Linked DNA regions of Homo sapiens: region 1 is linked to region 2. Evidence: chromatin loops called from intact Hi-C (ENCODE). Cell type or tissue: A673. All regions are shown on one strand. Region 1 overlaps CDK14 (cyclin dependent kinase 14). Region 2 overlaps CDK14 (cyclin dependent kinase 14).

Evidence for each region. Hi-C counts contacts between places; a loop is a spot of excess contacts. Peaks named below come from ENCODE experiments on the same cell type or tissue, not always from the same donor. Only the 100,000 strongest peaks of a DNase experiment are listed, where the experiment ranks them.
Region 1: a loop joins it to region 2, with 13 times the contacts of the local background. A loop is called at or near these places in 1 of 110 quality-filtered maps.

The regions. Positions count from the first base shown.
Region 1 is chr7:90,619,778-90,624,777 of GRCh38, forward strand. All of the region lies in intron 2 of CDK14 (cyclin dependent kinase 14), which reads left to right. Among named protein-coding and RNA genes, the nearest start is that of CDK14, 26 kb to the left of the region's middle. In A673, no CTCF peak of the experiment used is centred here; DNase peaks (open chromatin) are centred at 1,704, 2,124, 3,024 and 4,944; H3K4me3 peaks cover 548 bases; H3K27ac peaks cover 5,000 bases.
Region 2 is chr7:90,775,822-90,780,821 of GRCh38, forward strand. All of the region lies in intron 4 of CDK14 (cyclin dependent kinase 14), which reads left to right. Among named protein-coding and RNA genes, the nearest start is that of CDK14, 180 kb to the left of the region's middle. RefSeq lists an enhancer at 1,291-1,350. In A673, no CTCF peak of the experiment used is centred here; a DNase peak (open chromatin) is centred at 2,890; H3K27ac peaks cover 4,168 bases.

The DNA of each region.
Region 1 (5,000 bases), 160 kb before region 2:
TTGAGGCCAGGAGTTTGAAATCAGCCTGGCCAACATGGCAAAACCCTGTCTCTACTAAAAAATACAAAAGTTAGCTGGTGTGGTGGCCCAAGCCCGTAGTCCCAGCTACTTGGGAGGCTGAGGCAGGAGAATCGCTTGAACCCAGGAGGCAGAGGTTGTAGTGAGCCGAGATTGTGACCCTGTACTCCAGCCTGGGTGACAGAGCAAGACTCTCGAAACAACAACAACAAAAACAAATACAGAGAGATATGACTCTTTATTCATGATCTAGTTGACATCCCCTTGCTGTTACAAGTATGTATATTAAATGTTTCTGTAATACATGTCCTACAAGATGATGTATCAATGTATAGTATTTTTGTCTAGTTGGCAACCTGAGAAATATTTATGAGCTTTCAGTGGGACATCTACCACTTCAAGGATCAGCAAGGCACAGACAAGCCACAGGAATTATTAACTCAACAAATTATTAACTTATCAAATTAATTATCTAATTATTAACTCAGTTGACTGGGCTGGGTATTTTTCTTTGAGATTTCTTTTATTTTTGGTGGATCGATTGATTGGCACTGGCATGTCAGGGGCAATGACAATGCTGTCTCTAGCTGAAACTCTGTGCTCTCCAGACGGCGGTGAGTGACGCTTCTCCACCTGAACAACCTCAGAATCTGGGTGTGAGTGGAAAGTGCAAGAGCGCTGGAATCTCCTTCACCCATCTTCCAGCTTGTCCCCGTATCCCTATTTATAATCTGTGTGAGGCCATCTAGTAGTCTCCTTTTCCTTATCTGTACAACAGAGGTAACCCTCTCCACCTGGCAAAGTTGTAAGAATTAATGAAATAATGCTTGTAATTCCTGTAAAGGGTCTTGGCACGGAGCAGGCACCACCGTTTCATAGAGCTGGGCTGTGCCTCTCAAAGCATTGGCACATGCAGTGTGGTGCTGCACGTGACATTTGGGCCATCCTCCACATGAGTCCTCACATCTGTGGGCACAAGCTGAGGGGCACATGGAGACTCCTGGCTTTATGATGGGAACACCAGCAGTCTAATTTTAGGAACCTCCACATTTTAAAGAGGGGGAAACTGAGTCTGTAAAGTCCAAATTTAGGCTTCCTCCTTTTGTTGCCCCACTTCTGCCCATCACAGTGGCCTTGCTATGACCACGTGTTACTGGATCTGGCAGAAAAGGAATGTCCACTGGTGGGGTTTGTATGCCAGGTGGTTTTTGGTGGATGGGAGTTTGCATCCCACAAGACAGTCAGGAGCTCTGCATATGTGAGCACTACTAACTCATGTTTTAGAAGGAAACAGCGTTCACATATGTCACATCTACAGTGTGCATCTGGTCACAGGATTTCCAGAGGTCTATGATGATTACCCCAGATACAGAGGGAGGGAAAATCTCCCTGTACCTCCTCGTTTTTGGGTTGGTGCCTCGCCAGAGGTTTTCTGATTCTTCTTGGTTCCCTTTCTTGTTTGCCTGCATTTGTACTGGCTCATGTTTATTGTCTGGCAGGGGAAGCCCCTTTGTCTCTACTCCATGTGTCTTGTGTTCATGTGTTGAGTAACTGGGGCATTTTCTCCATTGTAGACATCACAGTCTTGGGACCTGTTGTTTGAGCAGATGTTCACATCCTTAAAATACTCTCTTCCCCCTGCAAGACTGTGTAAGGTTCCTGAGGGCAGAGACAGCATTTCTACCTCTCTCTGAATCTCATTCTTTCAGAACAGTCCTTTGCACCTAGTAGGTGCTGAATAAAAGTTGCTTGAGAGAATAAACAGATAATACTTTTGGAGTCTTTTAGGTGAATTTGTTCCCATAATTCAGACTTTTTTTCCTTCCTTCCTTCCTTCCTTCCTTCCTTCCTTCCTTCCTTCCTTCCTTCCTTCCTGCCTTCCTGCCTTCCTGCCTTCCTTCCTTCCTTCCTTTGCCACAGGAATTCACCAACTGTTTATTCATGGGGATGGGATTTATCTTAAATGTTTTTTCTGTATGGACCTTATTTAATTTTCCCAGTAATGTTGGCACTATTATTTCTATTTTTACAGATGGGGAAACGGAAGTTTAGAGAAGTTAAGCAACTAGCACAGGGTCACAGGGCTAGTGAAGCTCCAGAAGTGGAGGTGACCCAGACACGGCCCTCACGCCAGTTTAAGTAGCAGCTGGAGAGACCTGCTGGATTGTTGGCCTTTGAAAGGGAACATTGAAAGTTGCTTGCATTTGATGATGATTGGGTTACATTTACTTGAATTGTGTAACTTTTAAGTTGCAAATTAATGCTAAAAGTGTATTAGGGTAGCCTTAGGCTGTGGGACTAATTGAGAAACGAAGTACAATGGAAGTGCTGCAAGCAAATGGATTTTCCTGCTTAGAGCAGGTATTTACTATTAATCCTGTGGCATTTGCCTTAAGGAGTTGGAGTCTTTCTTAGCTAATTAAAAAGTACCGGTCAGATGTTGAGTGTTGTCAATAATTTAGTGCCTGCATCTTTTTATCCCTGTTGTTTGGAAACTACAATTTGGAATATTCTGTGCACATTTAAAAAAATAAATGACTGTCTGTGTGGTAATGTTTTTGCTTAGTAAATGTATGCATTATCATCTTGAGCTTATGAGTTTTCTGTACTTTTCTTGAAACTTTTATTAGTAGAAAAACTGTCAATCTAACGCGGTGATCTTTCTCTGAAGTCCTCAGCATGCAATTGGGCATAAAAGTTGTGATCCCTGAGCACATGTTTTGGGGTTAATCCTATTCATATTTTTGGTTTTCTTCTTCATTCCCAAGATATATAAAAATTAAAAGCATTTGAGATTGCACATTAGTGCATTGGATTTTTATCTGGGGTGGTCCCTTCTCTAAGTGGGTAGTGGGAGTGTGGAAGGGTGAAGCAATATCTACTAACCTTATTTGTGATTTGGGAGCTAGATTATCCTTTTTCCAAAACATCCTAAGCGAAGACTACCCTGACTGTGTTTTTACTGAAAGCTCTTCCTGTCATTCTGGGTAGTTTATACTGTTTATTTACCTTGTATAAGGAAATTCTTTCTTTACTGTCCCATCTTATCTCAGATCAAAGTTTCCACCCAGGGATCCTACTTAAAAAATATTGTCTGAGACTGCATGTGTTTTCTTTCTTTTTTTTTCTTTTTTTTTTTTTTTAGCACTCTGAGTTTTTGCTCCATCTGCACTCTCTGGTTTTCCGTCCTTCTATTTATGACAATTGTGTAATGAATATTCATAGTTTCCATTATTAATGTAATAGCATGCCATTTGTCAGCTCACTGGCTTTCTCGTATTATATATATATTTTTAAAAATTCTTTTTATTTATTTTAAAATTTTTGTTGTCTTTGTCTTCCGTAATCTTTTTTCTTTATAGAGTTTGTGATCATGTGTTTTTCCTCTAACCCAGACATATACGTAGGTCTAAAACTGCACAGTGCAGGATGTCAAATGGCTTAAAAGGATTTCTGCTGTGACTGAAAGAGTGGATCTGTGCCCTTCTGGGGGTGTAGGCTGACCACATGAATACCAATAATTAGACATCTTTTATTTTAAGAAATGGGCAGCTGTTTCTTTAGTTGAATTTTGATATCTTTATAGTTACTTTGCTTTCTTTAAAGGGCTTTTCTCTGTATATATGCATCTCTTTGGCAGGGTTGATGGCAGACTGGGATACTGGCATGGCAATAGTGGGAAAGAAGGAAGGAAAAAAAGCACAACTGAAAAGGAAAACCTGAAGTGTTCTGAATATTAGATTTTAAGGTATTAGTTGTTTTTTTAAGTTTTCTTTTTCAATTTATTAAAAAGTAGAATATGTAAGTATTGTGAATATCAGGTTTTTTTTCAGTGATTTTAAGGTAAAATTTTCACCGTCTCACACTTGATCAGAAAGTCTAGCAATTAACTTTCCCCTTGAGCATCCTGAGCCATCCCTCAGAGGTTTGATTAGGATGGCAGTTACAGTGGTGATAATGCCTTCCTGGAGTTTTCAAGCCTTTTATTTAAATCAGTGCTTATTATCTCTCACTGTTGTTTTAAAACACAGCTCCTGAACCTGAAAGTCCAGTGAAGATTTCATCTGGAAGGTTGGGTTACTGGGTGTGTGGGATTAGAGGCACAGACTGCTGTCTTCCTCTTTGTCATCATCAGAAGCCCTGAAACCCCTTTTCATGCTTGCTAAGATTAGGCAGGAGTGTCATTGCATATTTATAATACATATTTTGTAGGGCTTCATAGTTTACAAAACAATTTCATATGATATTTCAGTGAATTTTTGCAACAAAACAGCCCTGTGAAGGAGTGGACATGTAGTTTCATCTCTGTTTTGTAGAGGTGGAAATTGTACTCAGGGAAGGTAAGTGCTGTTCCCCAGGCCACAGTCTTCTGTTCTCACAGTGGAGCTTTGTCTGGGACCCAGGTTTCCTGCCCTCTCACCCTCACCCCCTTATTCTGCTTCTCCTGAAAAGGTCAGGATTTAAAGACATTGCATTCAGCATCAGATTAGGGGAGGTATGTGACCTAGAAACCCTAGCAATGTGGATTTCGAAAAGGTAGTTATTTCTTCTATTTCATAACATTAATGACAAATAATGAGTCACTTTCTAATTTTCTATTCAGACAAACGCATTTTGTTCTCTATATTCTGTGTTTCTGTGTTCTAGATTTATGGACCTGAATGCTTAAGTTTACATAGCAGTGAGAAACATAAATCCTATTTTGTATTCTTTAGGTACCTCAAGAGCCAACAGCTCAAACTGTGGAGGCAGTACTGGCAGTTTGGCTAAGAGGAAAGAGAGAGAAGTGGCTAGCAACCATCCCCTGAGAATAGGAGAAAATGAGATATTTCTGACAGTATTACAAACTGGAGCAGAGGTTTGGTGATAACAGGAAGCTGCTTATGAGAAGGATTTAGCATTAGATATGGATTTGAAACTCTGCTCCACCACTTAGTAGCTTTGTTACCATGAACAGACAGTTGCTTAATCTCCCTGAGCTT
Region 2 (5,000 bases):
TTTTTGTTATTTGGTGTTTGTTTGCCTTCACAGAATTCCTTTCTTCATAGTTTTCAGTGTATGTGGGTATTATATGGTACATGTGGCATTATATGGTACATGTGGGTATTATGTTTATGTATAAAAACTCATAGAGAACTAATTAACATAGTAGGTTTCAAATCTCAGTATGTGTGAAAAATCAATCTGAAAAACTCATAAGGATCTACATTTACTTATTTTTTATGAAACTATCCCATCTCATCAAACACGGCCCTTCTCTAGTAATTTCAAGAGTATGTGTAAACAACTACTTTTTACCTCTGTGGATGACTTGGAGATTTTTCCTGTGCTTTGCCTTCTTTTGATGTGTTTGGAGTTCTTCCATTCCTGGTCCTTGATAACTTTGCCTTACTTTTGTTTAGAATTTTTCCTTCTTTCATCATTCATTTTGGTTGCTTGGTACTTTCCTGTCTTCTCTGTTAGCTGGTAATCTCCTCAAGGGCTGTATGCATGTTATTTCTTGCTCCACCTGGAACAATTCCTTGCATCTAGGAAGTATTTCTCTTCAAAGTCCTGAGAAGTATACAACCCATAGCCCTAAAACTCCAGAAGGTTAATGTATTAAAATGGATGATTAAAGTCTCTCAAAACCGAACAATCAAACATCAAAGCAGATAAGCACAAGTCATCTCAATGAGAGAAGTGGAAGAATTAGAAACCGAGTGTGAGCTCGGCTTTAAAGTTCACACACACAGGGGTCATGGGGATAGAAAGGTCACAGAAGAAGTGCAAGCACTCACCTCCTGATATCATTGTTTCCAGGGAGAGTTAGTTTCAGGCATGAAAGTGCAGAACAAATGTAGATGTGAATTAAATTAACAAATGTCTTAGGACATTTGATAGTACTTTGGTTCTCTTTGGAGTTCTGATTGAAGACTTGAGATGACTGTTGCACAGAATTTTAAAGAAATTTGGAGTTGAAACTGTTTCATCACTGTCCGTGATCTTTGAGGATCTATGAAAAATTGGAGAGGCATTAGCAGTCTTGAGATGTCCAAACCTTTACAGAAGACGATAAATCTATGAACCAGAACCGAAGGAAATGGTGTGACATTCCCCTTGCACGCTCTTCTTGTTCCCCCTTCTCTAATGAAAATACTGTTCCGATGGTTTCTCAACAATTAGAAAGCAAAATAGTGACACGAAGTTAGTTAAAAAAAAAAAAAAAGTCATACTTAAATAACCTTAATTCCTTGTTTGGATCAGATTTTTAAGCTAGTAGACTTGCAGAACACTGTAGCTATTATATATCTGCTTATTTTAAAAATGTTGCTAAATGTTCCCAGTTATGTTCTGGTAGATAAGAGGATCATAGGCAGTTGGATGATGTGCTGTTGCTGGTGGTGGATCTAAAACAGGCTGTTCAGCTATACCTGAGAGTAGTAAGTTTTCCAGTAAGGTGCTGTTTCAGTATCTCTTTTACGTGGTAAGGACTTGGCTCATTTGTTTACCACTGAGCTTTCAACTATGAGGACACTCAAAATAGTTGAAAAACTTTTGAATGTTTATAGTAAAAAGGCGACTTCAGTTTTGGAGAGACCAGGCAAAGGAAGAGAGGCAGTGAGAAGCTGGTGTTGGAACCTGAAGGTTTAACACAATGATTTTCAGTCCTGGTTGCACGTTAGAATCACTGCGGGTGTTTTTACAAATACAGATGCTAGGACTTTACCCCACACCAGTTAAATCAGGGGCAGAGCTAGGCATTGTTGTTTCAAATCTCCTCTGGTGATTCTGATATGTAGCCAAGGTTGAGGACCTGTACCTTGTCATCTGTGCAGCTGCAAAAGCTCGGCCCATCCCTCTCCATGCTTTGCCTAGTGCACATAGGGGCAGCTGTGCCGAGCAGCAGCCAAAACAGTAGCCTCTATTCCACTGCTTCCAAGAGACTGCCAGGATGGAATCCTCTGTGCCTCACATCACTGTGTCATATCCCAGGCACTATCCAAAGTAAAAAAACTCCCTGATCATCCACTATGCCTCAGACTGCACCCTCATATTTCTTCTTCCCTTTTGTTTTTAACCATTTGCAAGTATCATGTTTCTTAATGTGTGCCCCACACTGTCCCTTTCCTCCATCCTTTAGGCTCTTTCCATGTGTTCTAGATATAGAACATCATTCTCTGATCAGGAAATTCCTACATATTTTCTACCTCTTCTCTGAGTGTTTACTTCTGCTTTAACAGAAAACTGGCTGTCTCTTGCAGTCCCCCAAGTAACTCATAAATTTATATGTCTGGCCTAGATTTTTCTACTGAGATCCAGACTCATAAATACCAATGCTTCCTTTATGTCTCCAGTTGGATGTTCCCAGACTAAGATCTTTTTCCCAAACAGAACTCTTGATACATTTTGTCTAAATCTTTCATCCTTTAATTTCACTCATTTCAGTAAATGATACCTACATCCACTTAGATGCTAAAATCAGGAAGTAATGGAGTCATCCTTTATAATTTCCGTATCCCAATTCAGTTTATCCTAACAGCCTGTTTGTTCTGTCTTCAAAATACCATTTTCCTTTTTTCCCATTGCTCTTACCAGTACCCTGGTGAGAATAGCCACCAAGTTTCACCCAGAGCCCCACAACAGCTTTCTGACTGCCCTTCCGGCTCCCACTGTGTGCTCCTGCAGGAATTCTCCACACCATAGCGAGTGAGCTGCAGACACAGAAGTTAATCATGCTGTTACCCTTCTTAAGATCTTTCAGTGTTTTTTGTATCAGTCCTTTATGCAGCCCAGAAGGCCCTTCGTGATCTGGCTCCTGTCCTCTCTAGCTCTTCCACCCACACCTCACTAGCTCTATCCTTCTTCCCCCATTTTTTCTTTCCCTTCCTCCTTCTCTTCTTTATTTTTGTTTAACACATCACATTCTCACCCTCTGAGCTTTTGTGCAGGTTGTTCCATCTGCCTGGAATGTTCTTGGTTTATTCTTTTATCTTCCTTTTTTCAGCTTAATCCTTTCCTGTGGAATGTAAAAATTGACCGACCTTCCTTCCTTCCTTCCTTCCTTCCTTCCTTCCTTCCTTCCTTCCTTCCTTCTTTTCTCTCTCCTCTCTCTTTTCTCTCTTTCTTTTCTTTCTCTCTTCTTTTCTCTTTTTTAAGACATGGGCAACTGGACACGGTGGCTCACGTCTGTAATCCCAGCACTTTGGTAGGCCGAGGGGTGGATCATAGTGAGTTCAGGTGTTCGAGACCAGCCTGGCCAACATGGTGAAACCCCGTCTCTACTACAGATACAAAAAATTAGCTGGGCGTGGTGGTGCATACCTGTAATCTCAGTTACTCGGGAGGCTGAGGCAGGAGAATTGCTTGAACCCAGGAGGCAGAGGTTGCAGTGAGCCGAGATTGCGCCATTGTACTCCAGCCTGGGCAACAGGGTGAGACTCCGTCTCAAAAAAAGAAAAAAATATAAAAAGATGTGCATGCTGTGTTGCCTAGGCTGAAGTGCGTGGTACAATCATAGCTTGCTATAACCTTGAACTCTTGGGCTCTAGTGGTTCCCCGACCTCAGCATCCTAAGTAGCTGGGACTACAGGCACGTGCCACCATGCTCAACTATTTTTTAAATTTTTGTAGGGAGAAGGGATTTTGCTGTGTGGCCCAGGCATGTCTCAAACCCCTGGTCAGAAGTGATCTTCCTGCCCCAGCCTCCCTATTTCTTTTATATAGCGTGCTGAGATTTTCCCTTATCACATTTATACCAATGCATATTGTATTCTTTAAAAAAGAACTTATTATAGAAAATAACTAGTAGAGAGCATAGTCATAAACTTCCATGAAGCCATCACCCATCTTCAAACATGGGCAACTCATGACTGATCATATTTCATCTATATTCATTCCCTGCAATTATTTTGAAAGAAAACCCCGGACCTTATATTACTTTATATTAGATTTATTTTTTGAAAGATAAGCATTGTGTTTTAAAACACATGACAATACTATATGATAACATGTAAAAAGTTAAATGTTCCTTAATATCAACTATACAGTATTAAAATACACTTTGTTTGAATCCAGAAAAATTGAGTCTATACATTGCAATGAATTGCAGTTACATGTCAATCTTTTAGTCCATGGGTTACCCCTACCATGCCTTTTTTCCCCTTGAAGTTGATTTGTTGAAGAAACAGATTAATTTCTCCTATAGAGCTTTAGAAGTCTGGATTTTCCTTATTGTTTCCTAATGGTGTTATTTAACTTGTTCCCTTATGCCTTTTAAATAAGTAGTTAGATTTAGACTTGGTCAGAATCTAACTGTTGATAATCTACTAAGTGATTATGGTTAGCAAAATGGTGATATTCAAATTCTGTCTTTCCGTCTTCATTTGTTACATGCAGTGCATCTATAGAGAAACTTCCTCAAATCAACTACAATATTTAATTATACTGAGGTACAGTGTATATGAAAGGGTATGAAAGGGAAGGAAAATGTTTGATATATTCTGTATTTAGAAAGTTTTAAAGTAATGAAATGATTCTGTAATACCCTCCAAAATGACCAATTAGGTTTTTTATTTCATTTTAAAACTTATAAATTTATTTATTTATTTTTATTTTTATTTTATTTTATTATTATTATACTTTAAGTTTTAGGGTACATGTGCACAATGTGCAGGTTAGTTACATATGTATACATGTGCCATGTTGGTATGCTGCACCCATTAACTCGTCATTTAGTATTAGGTATATCTCCTAAAGCTATCCCTCCCCCCTCCCCCCACCCCACAACATTCCCCAGAGTGTGATGTTCCCCTTCCTGTGTCCATGTGTTCTCATTGTTCAATACGGTGTTTGGTTTTTTGTTCTTGCGATAGTTAATGAGAATGATGATTTCCAATTTCATCCATGTCCCTACAAAGAACATGAACTCATCATTTTATATGGCTCCATAGTATTCCATGGTGTATATGTGCCACATTTTCTTAATCCAGTCTATCATTGTTGGACATTTGGGTTGG